Regions from separate parts of the Homo sapiens genome. Here regions 2 and 3 are each linked to region 1. Evidence: chromatin contacts called from ENCODE Hi-C or POLR2A ChIA-PET data. All regions are on one chromosome and are shown on one strand. Each heading gives the region's core, a stretch centred on a gene start or an enhancer-like site at or near the end of the contact. The rest is flanking DNA. Distances are from core to core; before and after follow the strand shown.

Region 1 (2,530 bases), core at 16-2,515:
TGTATATATAAAATTCTAAAAGCATGTATTTATGTATTTATCTGAGTTCCCCTTTCCTCCCAACTGTTACGTAAGCTTCCTGAGAGGTGGGACCATATTTGTTTTATTCAATGCTACATCATTGCCTAAAGGTATGTCTCGTTGTTCTAGGTGCTCAATAAATGTTGGCCAAATGAATGCACGAATTCCTTTCTGGTCTCTCTTTCTGTAAACAATCTTTCTTTTTTTGTTGTTTTTGAGATGGAGTCCCGCTCTGTTGCCCAGGCTGGAGTGCAGTGGCACAATCTCAGCTCACTGCAACCTCCACTTCATGGGTTCAAGCAATTCTCCTGCCTCAGTCTTCCCAGTGGCTGGGATTACAGGTGCCCGGCTAATTTTTCTGTATTAGTAGAGACGGAGTTTCACCATGTTGGCCAGACTGGTCTTGAACTCCTGACCTCAAGTGATCCGCCCACCTCCTCGGTCTCCCAAAGTCCTGGGATTATAGGCATGAGCCACCACGCCCGGCCTGACAATCTTTCTACAATTCATCTTAAATACTTAAGATGACTGGATGAGAAATTAATTAAAAGATCTAGAGTCTAATGGTCTGGGTATGCCAAATTTTTAGCTCAGTTGCCCTTAAGAAGTCACTTAAAATATAACTAAAATTCAAAAAGACTAATGACAAGAAGAGCACCTAACAGCTTCACCCTTATTTATTTAACCTAGGGGCTTTTCCTATATCTGTCTCAGCAGGAAAATACTAAGATAGTATCCACATCCCTCAAAATAAAACGCATTCTTGAAACTAGCCAACAAAGCCATTTTTATAAATCTTTCTTTAAAAGACACCTCAAAGTATCTCATGCAACACGAATAGAAATCCACCAAGAAATTTATCGACTTTTACATAAAGTCATTCCAGATAAAGACTTAGGTTGACTTCACTGTTAGAAAATATTAAAGAATTTTATTTGGCATTTAAGGTTACTTTTTATTTAAACTAGGCTAATCTTTTGCCCAATAAAGATACTGGCCAATGAAATCCCTATAACCTGTCTTCTTTTTTAATCAGGTTGTGTGTATTCTCCTGCCAAAACCATACCCCTTTCTCAATGCCAACACAAAACTATTATTTTAAATACTACTACCAGTCATAGCCCAAATTCATACTGTCTTCCAGCTTCATAATTTTGCAACACTAAGATACAGGATAATTCTTAAAGATGTCCAGGCACCACCTATTTGGTCCATTAAAACAAAGCCAGCAGATGGCGCTCAATAAATCTACTCAAGTTCTGTGTCTATGGAGTAGTTTTAGAGATTGTTCTAACAGGGATTTCAGACAGAAAAGAAATTAAAACTACTCAAGTTTGGATATAATTTAATGTATGGTCCCTTTAATGAGAAGTATTCCTTAAAAGGAAGAGAGTGTTGAAAAATTGTAAGAGTGTAAGTTCTTCTTGTTTCAATGTACAATTCTCCCTCTCAAGTCTATTTTTGTCCAGCAAAGCTAAATTGTTCAGATGGTGCTGGCTTTCAAACACATGTGCGCACACACACACAGAGAGTGAGAGCAAAAGAGAGGGAGAGAGAGAGAGATGGGAGAGAGGGGGAGAGGGGGAGAGGGTGCGAGGGAGAGCAAGAGCGAGAGAGCAAGAGAGAGAGAGCGAGAAAGAGCAAGCGAGAGTGTCTCTACCTCTGAAAAATGTTTCACAACTCTCTGGAAGTGGTAGAATTATTAATTAGGTCAATACTTAAAGAGACATTCTCTCTTTTGCTAACAAAACCATATATTTGGCTAAAATGCAGACATGTAAGGATTTTTTTTTTTTTTTTTTTTTGGAGACAGGGTGTTGGGCCCTGTCACCCAGGCTGGAGTACAGTGGTGCGACCATGGCTCACTGCAGCTTCGATCTTCCAGGCTTGAGCAACCCTCCTGTCTCAGCCTCCCAAATAGCTGGGACTATAAATGCACGCCACCATGCCTGGCTAATTTTTTCTTTTTTTTTTTTTTTTTTTTTTTTTTTTTTTTGTAAAGACAGGGTCTCACCACATCGCATAGGCTGGTCCTGAACTCCTGGGCTTAAGCTATCCTCCCACTTCAGCCTCCCAAAGTGCTGGGATTACCAGCACGAGCCACTGCGCCCAGCCTGTATTAATTCTCCATAAAAATTTAATGAAAGAGTTAGAAGTGATTAGCTAAAATCAATCTCTCTGGCTCCTCATTCCTCGCTCCTTCCCCTCTCCTCTCTCCTCTCCCAGAGAGCAGATGGTTGAAGATTATACTCGGCTACTTTGTTGCTGATTGAAAAGGTGACATTCTGTCATTAAAATCTGAAGATCTGACTTCTGCTCTCACCTATATCTTACAGTTATTCACCTAGCTTTCTTGGTTATTTATTATCCTCAGTTCTCTTGTTTTTCTCCAAAGTCATCAATTAAGTTGGGACTCCAGGCTTCTAAGCTGGCCTCCACACACTGGGAAGCACAGAGTCTCCAAAATACAATCTGATCAAGCTACTCTCCTGATAAAGCCCTATGCCTG
Region 2 (2,530 bases), core at 15-2,514, 230 kb before region 1:
TTTTATCTTTTCTTATATGTCACAAAAAAAGAGACAACTAGATATTTATGCCTCCTCAATGAAAGAACACAACACTATAAGGGCACAATTTACCAAAGAGATCAAGTCTGAGTAATTAATTACGCCTCTGAATCCAGCTGCAAATCTGAAGGAAACAGACAACAGGACTGTATGAATAAAATCCAAACTGTGGGAAACTCTCTAAGTCAAAAAGCTCAGATTGTTCAAAGATAAATTATATGGAAAAAAAAAGATGGTGGGGGGAACTGTAAATTAAGAATTTTAAGATGCATATCAAAAAACATAAGCAAATTAAACTATAATGTCTAGGAGTAGGCACTTAAGCCATAAAGATATATAAGTAAGTGATTAATGGCCGGGTGCAGTGGCTCACGCCTATAATATCAGCCCTTTGAGAGGCCAAGGTGGGTGGATAACTTGAGGTCAGGAGTTTGAGACCAGCTTGGCCAACATGGTGAAACCCTGTATCTGTGAAAAATACAAAAATTAGCTGGGTGTGGTGGTGCACATCTGTAGTCCCAAGCTACTTGGGTGGCTGAGACAAGAGAATCACTTGAACCCAGGAGGGGGAGGTTGCAGTGAGCCGAGGTTGCACCACTGCACTCCAGCCTGGGAAACAGAGCAGCAAGATCCTGCCAAAAAAAAAAAAAAAAAAAAAAAAGCATAAGTGACTAATTAAAAAACAGTCAGAATAACTGCTCCTTTTGGAGGGAGGGAGGTGTGATGGGGACAGAGCATGTGGAGGAAGGGGCTTCAGGGCCCCTTTAAGTTCTTGATGTGAGTAGTGGTTAAAAGGATATTCACCTGATAATTTACTATAGTGAAATATTTGTTTTGGGTAATTTTCTGCATTTGTGCTTTAAAGTAAAAAAGTAAAAACTGGCAGGTAATATTAGTGTGTAAACCACTCTGGGAGTAGATGAAGAGGGGGCAATGCTGAATGTTAATTACCCTCATTTATTGCACTTTTCATTAAAGGTCCTCCTTTGAGAGCCTCTTCTGTGTTGGAGCGGAAGAGAACTCTAGGGCTATGTGTTGGGGAGCAATCCTCTGGGAGAGGGGTGCTGCACTCAGCCATGTCCCGGAAAATCATCTCCTTCTCTTCCAACAAGAGTAGGATTTTTTGGTCCTTCTGGTGAAGTTGTTCTGCAGGAAGGAGAAAATGATCTGTGATTTGATTGGTGTTTAGTAATTACGAGAATGACTAAGACACGAGCACCACCTTGTGGTAATTTATGGAAAGTGACAAGACAGGACACCCTCCCCACCCACACTGCCTTTTCTTTTTCATCAAGACAGCAATATTGTTTCTGTTCTGTGATTTCTATCTGGAAAACCATTCTGGATCTTTCTGGCAAACCATGGAAATTGTGACATAACAAGTCTGCACTTTGCTTCCACTCCCGTGTCCCCTGTTTACTTCTCAGCCCACTACTCTCTAGCTTCTGTCCACTCTGCAACTGCTTTCCCAGCTCAACTTCATGACTGAATCCAATGAGGTCTTTTAGGTTGTTTTTTCCAGCATTGATGATTACTTCTTCCTTTAAAACATGTTTCCTTCTTTAGCTTTTAGGACACCAGTTCTCTTCCTACCATTCTTTCTCAGGACACTTTACAGATCTGCCATCTGCAATGGAATCTCTTATCTGGGCTCCTGTCTCAGCTCCATCCTGAGCTGTCTTCTTTTTTTTTTGTTTTTGTTTTTGTTTTTTGAGACGGAAAGTTTCGCTCCTATTGCCCAGACTGGAGTGCAATGGTGCACTCTTGGCTCACCGTAACCTCCACCTCCTGGGTTCAAGTGATTAAGCGATTCTCCTGCCTCAGCCTCCTAAGGAGCTGGGATTACAGGCATGTGCCACCACGCCTGGCTAATTTTGTATTTTTAGTAGAGATGGTGTTTCACCATGTTGGCCAGGCTGGTCTCGAACTCCAGACCTTGGGTGATCTGCCCGCCTTGGCCTCCCAAAGTGCTGGGATTACAGGTGTGAGCCACCGCACCTGGCCTGAGCTGTCTTCTTTACCTTACCCACTTTCCTCTTGAGGATCTCATTCATCCCCATGGCTTCAATGACCTTCTATATGCTGATAATTCATTAAACCATCAAAAACCCTCCCCTTTCTTAGCAGCAGACCATGGCGCCCACGTGGCCACCTCTACTGAGATGCCTTGTTCTCAGCACGTGAGAAACCAATCTTTTCTCCAGCCCACTACCTCCTCCCTTTAGTGTGGAATCTCTTTCTCAGTCAACAACTCTTCATCTTCCAGGTCACCTGATTTGGAAACCTGTGAGAGACTCTGTCTCCTTACTCTGTCCTACCACCAACCGACCAGACTCTTTTTTTTTGAGACAGAGTCTTGTTCAGCCACCCAGGCTGAAGTGAAGTGCAGTGGTGCTACCTCGGCTCACTGAAACCTCTACCTCCCTCTGCCTCCCGGGTTCAAGCGATTCTCCTGCCTCAGCCTCCTAAGTAGCTGGGATTACAGGCACGTGCCACCACGCCCAGCTAA
Region 3 (2,530 bases), core at 9-2,508, 180 kb before region 1:
AATGGGTGTCCCAAGTCAGTGATCATGACAACTACTAAATGCCTTAACATTTTGAATCAATGTCTTCTACATACATCATTTCGTCTGACTCAATAACTCTGAAGTGGGCAGGGTGAGCATTATGCTTCCCATTTTACAACGTAGAGGATAAAGATAATAAATAACAGCTAAAAATCTGAACAGTTACTACGTGCTAAGCACTGTAGTAAGCAATTTACATGTATTTTCTCACAACAACCCAATGATAATACTAGGTATTATCTCCATTTTACATCTGAAGAGATTGAAGCTTAGAGATGTTTAATAATGCATTTGAGGCCACACGCCAATAACTGCTCAAGCTGAAATTAAGATTCAGATCTGGCTGACTGTAAAGCTCAGCTCTCATACACTGCACTATGCTGCCAGGGACTGGAGAGGTTGGTTGACTTGCAAAAGGTCACACAACAGATGATCAGCACAGTCAAAATGGGAACCCAGGTCTTCTGACTTTCTGTTCAGAACCCAACCACTGTAATGAAATGGTAAATAATTGCTAGATCTATGATTCATGTGAAGTCTTTTGTTAATCAAATACATATAATGAACATCTAAGAGCCAAATTACTACACTTTTGAACTATAAAAAATAATGAGAGAGGAAGGGAGAAAAACTCCTTCACTTTACAAAACAGGAAGCTGTTCTGAGTGAAAATTGGTAATCACTAAAGTACATAAAACTTTAGTAATAATCAACAACTAAATTTGGGTTTTTTCAAATAATTTCTTTCTTTTAACTAAATTTTGCTAAAGGTTTTTCCATGCATAAAATGTTAAATGGAAAAGCATCTGATTTTTTTGCTCAGGAAAGTTAAATTATACTTCAATCGTTTAAAAAATCTTTTTATGGCAACCAGCTTATCCTCTCAAGCCTTGCAATGCTCTTCAAACCTGAATAAATAAGAAATAGCTTCCCTTTGCAACAATCCAAATTAGTTCTTCCCAGGATGGAAACAAAACAAAACAACCAACTCCACTGGCTCTTTCTGTGTTTACTAGAATTTAGTGCTTTAAAGAAGTCAGGCTCTTACCTCCCCATGCTTTGGTCCTATGAATCTCACTGTTATGTGGGGTACTTCATGAAACCGAGCCCATTTTATCGACATGATTCGACCCCCATGCCAGGAAGCGTGCTCTCACAGAAGCGGGGGCGCATGCCGTCAGGGCAGAGCTCAGCAGCTTTGAGCTGCCATTAGTGAAATCGTAAGAGGAAGCCAGAGACTGGCTGAGAAAGGGAAGGAGGGAGGGCTGAGGCTGCTTGTTTCCTTAAGACAGTCTTAACTGTTTGAATGCTGCTGCTAAAGCCAACAACCCTTGTTACAAAGGATACAGGAAATGAAACGAGACCTCACTCCCCCCAAAAACAGTGTGTGTGGACAGTGCTTAAGCAGCAATATAAGAACTCTAGCAAGGTTTGAGGCCAAGTTTTTACACGGGAAGTTAAGGAACACATCTTACCTATTTTAAAATAGACTCCTCATTTTGTAAAATGCAGTGAGTTTCATAAGAAAACTTTTCAGTGAAGTTGCCTGGTGTAAAGTGGTGACTAGTTATTTTCTGAAGTTTGACTTTTCCATGTTTAACAACTGGCAAAATGCTTTAGCTGTGTGCTGGAGAAACAGGCTAACGGTATTTAACAGGGATAGATGCAGGTAACAACTGCACTAGGACACTATCAAAGGTGATTCTTCACTTTTCCAAAAATACCCCTTTATACATGTAATTACAATAAAAAGAACACTCTGGACAACTGTGAAAACATGATATGATCAAACAACTGTCATGTTACAGATCTTTAATCAAAGAAGGAATGAGAATTACATTTAAAATTAAGTCTTTGTAAACACTACTCTAGGAGGCACTTCTGAAAGGCCTATGGGTACAGCTCTTTTTTATACAGACCACAGGACCTAGGAGCTGTAACTGAATGTCCTGTTACAAAGTCATGTAGTATACTTGCAGCTGTGCAGGAATTTAACCTGTGCACTCAAAAATACCTACTTCAAATCAAATAGATTTGTCTAAAACATTTCTAACCACCTCTTGTTTGTCTACAAAGAGGAAAGCTTAGTATTAGGTTGGTGCAAAAGTAACTGTGGTTTAGAAAAAAGAAAACCAGTGTGATAGGATGGTTTGAAGAGGGTCATTCCACACTCCCTTTGTGAACTCGAACACCATGCATATGAGTGTTTAAATACTCTGTAACACGCAAAATTACTTAGCAGGAAACAGCACTATCTCTCAAAGATACTAAGACAAAAGCAGAAACTGCCAGTCTTCCTGCTATACTTCCTGTTTAGCATCCCCTCTCATCTTCCACAAACACATTCAATATATTTATCTAATCTAATCACTTATGCCAGTCGGTGATAATTCTCAAAAGGACATAGGATCAAGGACTCAATTTCTTAAGTTTATATACAAAACCCAGTGATCCAGACAAAATATGTTACCCTCCTAGGAATGTGAACAGTTTACTGCCTACTGGCTTT

Evidence for each region. A loop is a pair of places that touch in the nucleus more often than their neighbours do. ChIA-PET counts read pairs that join two places held with the same protein, here RNA polymerase II (POLR2A). Pooled maps may share reads with other maps.
Region 2: a loop to region 1 is called in a map of Right ventricle myocardium inferior, with 2.8 times the contacts of the local background. The contact joins two enhancer-like sites. A Hi-C loop is called at or near these places in 5 of 168 maps with a recorded cell type or tissue (Right ventricle myocardium inferior, cardiac septum, colonic mucosa and 2 more) and 2 of 50 pooled maps. POLR2A ChIA-PET finds 5 or more read pairs at or near these places in 1 of 52 experiments (activated CD4-positive, alpha-beta T cell).
Region 3: a pooled map shows a loop between it and region 1 (2.8-fold over the local background). The contact joins two enhancer-like sites. A Hi-C loop is called at or near these places in 8 of 168 maps with a recorded cell type or tissue (Right ventricle myocardium superior, aorta, endothelial cell of umbilical vein and 5 more), 2 of 37 single-sample maps with no recorded cell type and 8 of 50 pooled maps. POLR2A ChIA-PET finds 5 or more read pairs at or near these places in 2 of 52 experiments (OCI-LY7 and activated CD4-positive, alpha-beta T cell).

What each region holds. Positions count from the first base shown.
Region 1 is chr15:85,503,991-85,506,520 of GRCh38, reverse strand. The region is part of intron 2 of AKAP13 (A-kinase anchoring protein 13); the gene reads right to left. Among named protein-coding and RNA genes, the nearest start is that of AKAP13, 120 kb to the right of the region's middle. Within about 2 kb of position 1,265, at least 5 of the 41 ENCODE cell types and tissues checked have a DNase peak (open chromatin) inside an H3K27ac peak, as active enhancers do; they include heart right ventricle, where a contact is called at or near this core.
Region 2 is chr15:85,729,150-85,731,679 of GRCh38, reverse strand. It overlaps AKAP13 (A-kinase anchoring protein 13), which reads right to left. Exons shown (of 37, transcript NM_007200.5): 30 at 973-1,167. Among named protein-coding and RNA genes, the nearest start is that of LINC02883, 28 kb to the left of the region's middle. Within about 2 kb of position 1,264, at least 3 of the 41 ENCODE cell types and tissues checked have a DNase peak (open chromatin) inside an H3K27ac peak, as active enhancers do.
Region 3 is chr15:85,688,644-85,691,173 of GRCh38, reverse strand. The region is part of intron 16 of AKAP13 (A-kinase anchoring protein 13); the gene reads right to left. Among named protein-coding and RNA genes, the nearest start is that of LINC02883, 69 kb to the left of the region's middle. Within about 2 kb of position 1,258, at least 31 of the 41 ENCODE cell types and tissues checked have a DNase peak (open chromatin) inside an H3K27ac peak, as active enhancers do; they include heart right ventricle, where a contact is called at or near this core.